Regions from separate parts of the Homo sapiens genome. Here region 1 is linked to region 2. The links are chromatin contacts, found by Hi-C in ENCODE. All regions are on one chromosome and are shown on one strand. Each heading gives the region's core, a stretch centred on a gene start or an enhancer-like site at or near the end of the contact. The rest is flanking DNA. Distances are from core to core; before and after follow the strand shown. Region 1 overlaps MRAS (muscle RAS oncogene homolog). Region 2 overlaps PIK3CB (phosphatidylinositol-4,5-bisphosphate 3-kinase catalytic subunit beta).

Region 1 (3,320 bases), core at 417-2,916, 320 kb before region 2:
CCCACGGCCAAGTGGCTGCTGTTCCCAAAGTTGGTTTCTGCGTGGATGGGGCTGCCTGGAACCTCAGAGCCATTTCCCATGGAAACAATGCTCTAAATGATGGGTGATGTTCCCACACAGGCCTATTTTGTCTGGCTGTTAACAGAGCAGAGATGGTGGTGAGGCTTCTCATGCTGAGAGGAGGCTGGGAATGAGAGAGAGTGTGTGTGTGTGTGAGTGTGTATGTGTGAGTGTGTATATGTGTGTGTGTGCTCCCTCTTCTTGGGAGTAAAGTAAACAAGGTGAGAAAGTGAGCATTTGGGCATCTTCTCAGAGCTCAGCATATCTCACACATTTTATTTCATGCTTAGAGCAATCCTACAAAGTATGAGTCTCCAACTAACCCACTTTACTAATAAGATACTGAGGCCATAGAAGGTAATTTGCCCAAGGTCACTCAACTGGTCAGTAGGAGGAGTATTCAGCACAGAAAATAGTGGGGAAACTTTAAGGAGAACCCCAAGTCTACCTTATACCACCTTCCCACCTCAAAGGGTCACATCCATCATCCTCAAAAGTGAAGACCTAACATCCTAGAATGATCTCCGAGGTGCTTTTTAGTTGAGAAGGCTGGAAAGGAGAGGGGTGTTGTGAATGTCAGCAGTTTGCTCCTTACCCACCAACCAACCAACTTTTCATTCTGCGGTGACTTTTCGTCGTAGCCTGTGAGTGGTTTTAAAAAAATCTTTCTCTGTACCGCATGAGACCAGCTTATTTTGTAGGAGTGTGGTTCATATCTCTTGGCGTCTTGACCTCCCCATCTGCAAAGACATCATTTGATCAGGGTTTTGGGGGGGGCCGGAGAAACATGCCTATCAAGATGAGATAGCACCTTTAGGAATTGGGGGGTTCTCTGGACTCATTCTCCAGCCTTGGAAACCCCTTCTTTGTTTCTAGCTCACACTTGATTCCAAGGGTCCTGTCTGTGCCATTAGTCTCATCTCTTAGTAGGAGAGAGACAGTCCCAAGCCCTGGCTGAGAGAGTTGTCCCTTAGCTCTCTCCATGAGGAAGCCAGCTCTGTGGTGTGTAGGTTGTCTGACCATTGTTCAGAAATGCGTGTTGAACCTCTAGTTCATTCAGTAAGTGTCTGCCCTGTGCCAATGCTGTGCCAGGCTCTGGGAGTACAGAGAAGAACAAGATGCTGTTCCTGCCCTTTTGTGCACAGTAAACACTTAGAAAATTCTAGGCATCATTGTGGCGTCTGTGGCAGGAACTTCAGGGCTCAAAGCGCAGGTGGAGGCAGTGCCTGGTGCTGACCCATGAGGAGGTTTGTGCTCTCCTGGGGGTCTTAGGTGTGCACAGAGGCTGCAGTGTGACCACAGGACACATTGGGGGACCACAAACCTGGTTGGGGGTGACAGTAGAGTATAAGGGGCTGCGGCACGGGTGTGGCTGGAGAGGTCAGCAGTGGCAGCCAGCGACAGGCATTGAATGTCCTGTGAGGGGGCCTGGACTTTCCTCCTCAGCATTGTGGGGCACTGAAAGGGTTTTCACAAGGGGCCCAGTCTGATGTTTGTGTGAAATGAGTAGTCTAGCCCTGTTCCATTGTGTCCTAATTAGAAGGAAACCCCAAGTGGGAAGGGAACCCCGGCTTGGCTCCCTGTGGTCTCTGAGGGTTCAACCTCTGAGAGCAGGGTGCTGTCAAAAGGAGGGGGCCCCCACTGGCCATTTCCTGCCAGCTGCCTTGGCAAGCAGAGGGCATTTTTTAAGGAGTCCCCAAGTGATTTGGCTGTGGGTGGTCTGAGTGCCGACTCAAAGGTTCATTCATGTACTCCAGCATATTTACTAGTGTATTTCTTATCTTGTTTTCTTTTGAGAAGAAAATAAAGACAAACGGTTTTCCTTTTCAATACCTTCCCACCCACTTAGTATTTTTTAGTTATGTCGCTGCCAGCAGAGAATGGGAGCTTTAAGAACAGCCAAACACCGACCGGGAACGGTGGCTCATGCCTGTAATCCCAGCACTTTGGGAGGCCAAGGCAGGCAGGTCACAAGGTCAGGAGAGCAAAATCATCCTGGCCAACATGGTGAAACCTGTCTCTATTGAAAATACAAAAAAATTAGCCAGGCATGGTGGTGGGCGCCTGTAATCCCAGCTACTCGGGAGGCTAAGGCAGGAGAATCTCTTGAACTTGGGAGGCGGAGGCTGCAGTGAGCTGAGACCACGCTACTGCACTCCCGTCTGGGTGACAGTAGCACCCAAAAACAAAACAAAAAGCCAAACACCAGCAAACACCTTTCACCCATAGCCCAGCGTCATTGCCCAGGACAGAGCAGCAGTTGCAGAGGGGCAGTGAGGAGTGAACCCCACGCTCTGCAGCTCTGAGAGGCAAAGGAGAGAGGCCACTGGGCCACCCCTCCCTCCCCATTTCTGTCACCCTGCAACTCCCCTCCGCCCTCTCTCCTTGGCCTGCCTTCACCGTCATGGATTTGGCCATGGAAGAGCTCAGTTAAGTGAAGCCTCAGCCCGTCCCGTGTTGTAGGGAGATGCTGGAACCAGATTCCGGGGCCACAGCTGGAACCTGGTCCTATACTGCCCCAAAGGAGCTGAAATCCCCACTCGAATGAGAGGAAATCAAACATTTTCAGGTGGCTTGAACATTTTATTTTCCTGGGAGCATTTTAATAGTGTTAAACTTTTCCAGTACACAAATATAATGCATGCTTGTTGTAGAAAATTGAAACATTAAGAAAATGAAAATGCCCTGAAATCTGCCTTAGAGACAACCATCTGCTAAAGTTCTTAATGCCTGGATCCACACCTGGCATTAGGATCAGGTGTACTTACTAGCTGTTTTGCAGCCTGTCTTTTTTTCATACATAACAACACACTTTTTCTAGGTTAGTGAATATCTTCCTTTTAAATGACTGCATAGTACTCCATTATATGGATAAACTTTAACTTTTCCCCCCAACATTAAGTTATTTCTATTTTCCCCCATTCTTAACATCTTTCTTCACTTCTCTGATTATCTCCTTAGAATAAATTCTCACATGGGGTAGAGCTGCAGGAGAGGGTATGAATATATTTACGCAAGTGTATTTTCAGTATAGCCTAGGCAGATTTGCACTTTCTCTGCAGTGTAGCAAAGCTTGTACTTCTCCGACACTTTGGGGAAGTCCTAAATGTCAACATCAGGCTTCAGTAACTACAAAGGGTTCTGCAATGACTCTCGACTGTAGCCCCATGCAAATCAGTGTGGCCACATAACCCACATTTGTGTCCAGCCCCCTTTCTGTCAAAATCTAGAACTGAAGACTATTTTAGAGCTGAAACTAA
Region 2 (3,126 bases), core at 340-2,839:
GAGGTTGCAGTGAGCCAAGATTAAGCCACTGCAGCACTCCAGCCTGGGTAAGAGAGTGAGAAACTGTCTCAAAAAAAAAAAAAAAAAAAAAAAAAAAGAAAGAAAGAAAGAAGATAAATATGAAACTTAAACTACTCAAAATTCTGCAATTCATTGTATAGTAGAATTTGAGACATCACTAACCTAAACCAGTCCATTTGGCCAACTTCCTAGTATTAGAGAAAAACCTATGTAGAAGTAACTCTGAGGTTCTTGCTATTCAACCTTAATATCTACTTCTTGTCATCACTCTTGTATGATATCTCAATATATTCTATTTCCATTAACAGCATAGCTAGAACGAATTATTTTATAATAAAGTGTGAATATAGACATGCTATTTGTTATTCAAATCTAAATTACTTGTTTTTATAATAACTATGGCTATCAAAACTTATGCAAGTAAAAAAAAAAACTTATGCAAGTAGTACAAGGTGTATCAACAATGGCCAACTAAATCAAAACCATTATGTTTAAAATTCAACTTTAGGCTGGGTGTGATGGCTCACGTCTGTAATCCCAGCACTTTGGGAAACTGAGGCAAGTGGATGAGTTGAGGCCAGGAGTTCAAGACCAGCCTGGCCAACATGGAGAAACCCCCTATCTACTAAAAATACAAAAATTAGCCAGACACGGTGGTGTGCACCTGTAATCCCAGCTACTCAGGAGGCTGAGGCAGGAGAATCACTGGAACCTGGGAGCTGGAGGCTGCAGTGAGCCAAGATCGTACCACTACACTCTCCAGCCTGGGCAACACAGTGAGACTATGTCTCAAAAAATAAATAAATCAGGGTCAGGTGCAGTGGCTCATGCCTGTAATCCCAGTATTTTGGGAAGCTGAAGTGGGCGGATCACTTGAGGTCAGGAGTTCAAGACCAGCCTGGCCAATATGGTGAAACCTCCTCTCTACTAAAAATACAAAAATTAGCCAAGCGTGGTGGCGCACACCTGTAATCACAGCTACTAGGGAGGCTGAGGCAGGAGAATCACTTGAATCTGGAAGGCAGAGGTTGTAGTGAGCCAAGATCATGCCACTGTACTCCAGCCTGGGTGACAGAGTGAGACTCCATCACAAAAAATAAAATAAATAAATAAATAATAACAACAAATAAAATTCAACTTTATTATTTAATAACTGAGGGTCTTTTATGTCACAGTACATAAAATTCATAACAACTTCAGCCACGCATAAAGAAGGAGCAGCTTATTTTACAAGTATATCATTAAAACTGGAAAAAACAAATGTTAAAAATAGAATTAAAAAGTATACCGTAACAAGCATATAAAATATGTCTATCACAAATATAAACAATGTGGCTTGAAATTCCATGAACAAGAGATTTAATTTATAACATGTTTTCATTTTTAAATTCTGCTTCTATGCAAGGAAACCACTAAGACTATGTAGGGAGATGAATTCAAGCATGCAGTTTCCACAGAGGCTGAGACCTTGCTCACAGGAAACTAGGAAGGACCTATGCAGCTTGATGATAAAATTGAGATGGCTGAAACTTACCAAGTTAGCCATCTGTTAAAACCACAGATCACTCTACTTCTCAACAGTTTCAGGAGCTGTACAAACACTGGTGACAAGGCAACCAGATAAAAACTGGGCTAAGCAAACAGGAACTTTTTACAAGTATGTGAAATTTGAAACTTCTTCCATGTCTGTACAGTTGAAAGTTTTCATGCTCCATCTCTAATTGTGTTGATATCCACACTTCCTGGAACAGTGTCCTGAATACCCCATGGACATAAGTCTAATACTTTAAGTGTTTCAACACCTTGTCCTTTTGTAAGTTTATAGTAATAACAAGAACAGCTATGTACAGGGTAAAGTCTTCCTCTCACAATTCATCAATCAAAAAAAAAAAAAAACAGGAGTTAGAATAATTTGTTCATACATATATCATCCTTTTATTGTCTTTAACATCAAGCTGAGGCTCCCAGAAAATATGCAGTGTGGAAAATGGTTATATGATGACAATAAGCAAGTTATGACTAAGTATGGCCTAACAGGCTTTGGCAGAAAATTTGAATTTTACTCATAGTGCAATGAAAAATTATTGAAGGGATTTTAAAAGGGAAATGATGTAATACAATCTACTTCTTTTTTTGAGACAGGGTCTTGCTCTGTTGCCCAGGCTAGGGTGTAGTGGTACAATCAAATCATAGCTCACTGCAACCTCAAATTCCTGGGCTCAAGCAATCCTCCCACCTCGGCCTCTCAAGTAGCTGGGACTACAGTTGCAAGCCACCTTCTAATTTTTTCTAGAGATGGGTCTCACTATGTTGTGCAGGTTAGTCTCAAACTTCTGGGCTTAAGTGATCCTCCCACCTTAGCCTTTCAAAGTGCTGGGTTTTCAGGTGTGAGCCACTGCATCTGGCCACAGTCTACATTTTTAAAATGTCACTTTATCTTCTGTGTATAGAATGTTGGGGGAGATGTAGGAAGGGAAACACGGGGTACAATTTAGATAGTTAATGAAGAAGTCCAGTGAAAAAGAATAGTAGCTTGGACTAGGATGGTAGCCATGAACACAAGGGAAATAGGCAGAGATGTGAGATATATTTCAGGGTTCTATAAAATTCAGAGGATTAATAATATTGATTCCATGTTGTTGTTAAGAATAAATGACCCATAATAAGTGATGAATAAACATTAGCTATTATTACAATCATTAATGGGCTTTTCAAAAGTAAGGGATCAGAAAAAGTTTTTAACATCATGAAAAATCCTAAATATTAAAAACACCTAATGGAAGCCTATGAGAGTTCTTCTGGCAATGCAAATGAATTAGAAAAGAGTAGTTTAACTGGAAATTAGGAATCTGATATAAAAATAGGGTGGGGCAGCCAGGTACGGTGGCTCACACATGTAATCCCAGCACTTTGGGAGGCCGAGGCGGGCGGATCACGAGGTCAGGAGTTCAAGACCAGCTTGGCCAACACAGTGAAACCCTGTCTCTACTAAAAATACAAAATATTAGCTGGGCATGGTGGCGCATGCCTGTAGTCCCAGCTACTCGGGAGGCTGAGGCAGGAGAATCGCTTGAACCCGGGAGGCGGAGGTCGCAGTGAGCCAAG

The links. A loop is a pair of places that touch in the nucleus more often than their neighbours do. Pooled maps may share reads with other maps.
Region 1: a map with no recorded cell type shows a loop between it and region 2 (10-fold over the local background). The contact joins two enhancer-like sites. A Hi-C loop is called at or near these places in 8 of 37 single-sample maps with no recorded cell type and 4 of 50 pooled maps.

Annotation. Positions count from the first base shown.
Region 1 is chr3:138,368,070-138,371,389 of GRCh38, forward strand. All of the region lies in intron 1 of MRAS (muscle RAS oncogene homolog), which reads left to right. Among named protein-coding and RNA genes, the nearest start is that of MRAS, 21 kb to the left of the region's middle. Within about 2 kb of position 1,667, at least 11 of the 41 ENCODE cell types and tissues checked have a DNase peak (open chromatin) inside an H3K27ac peak, as active enhancers do.
Region 2 is chr3:138,685,327-138,688,452 of GRCh38, forward strand. All of the region lies in intron 16 of PIK3CB (phosphatidylinositol-4,5-bisphosphate 3-kinase catalytic subunit beta), which reads right to left. Among named protein-coding and RNA genes, the nearest start is that of FAIM, 78 kb to the left of the region's middle. Within about 2 kb of position 1,590, at least 4 of the 41 ENCODE cell types and tissues checked have a DNase peak (open chromatin) inside an H3K27ac peak, as active enhancers do.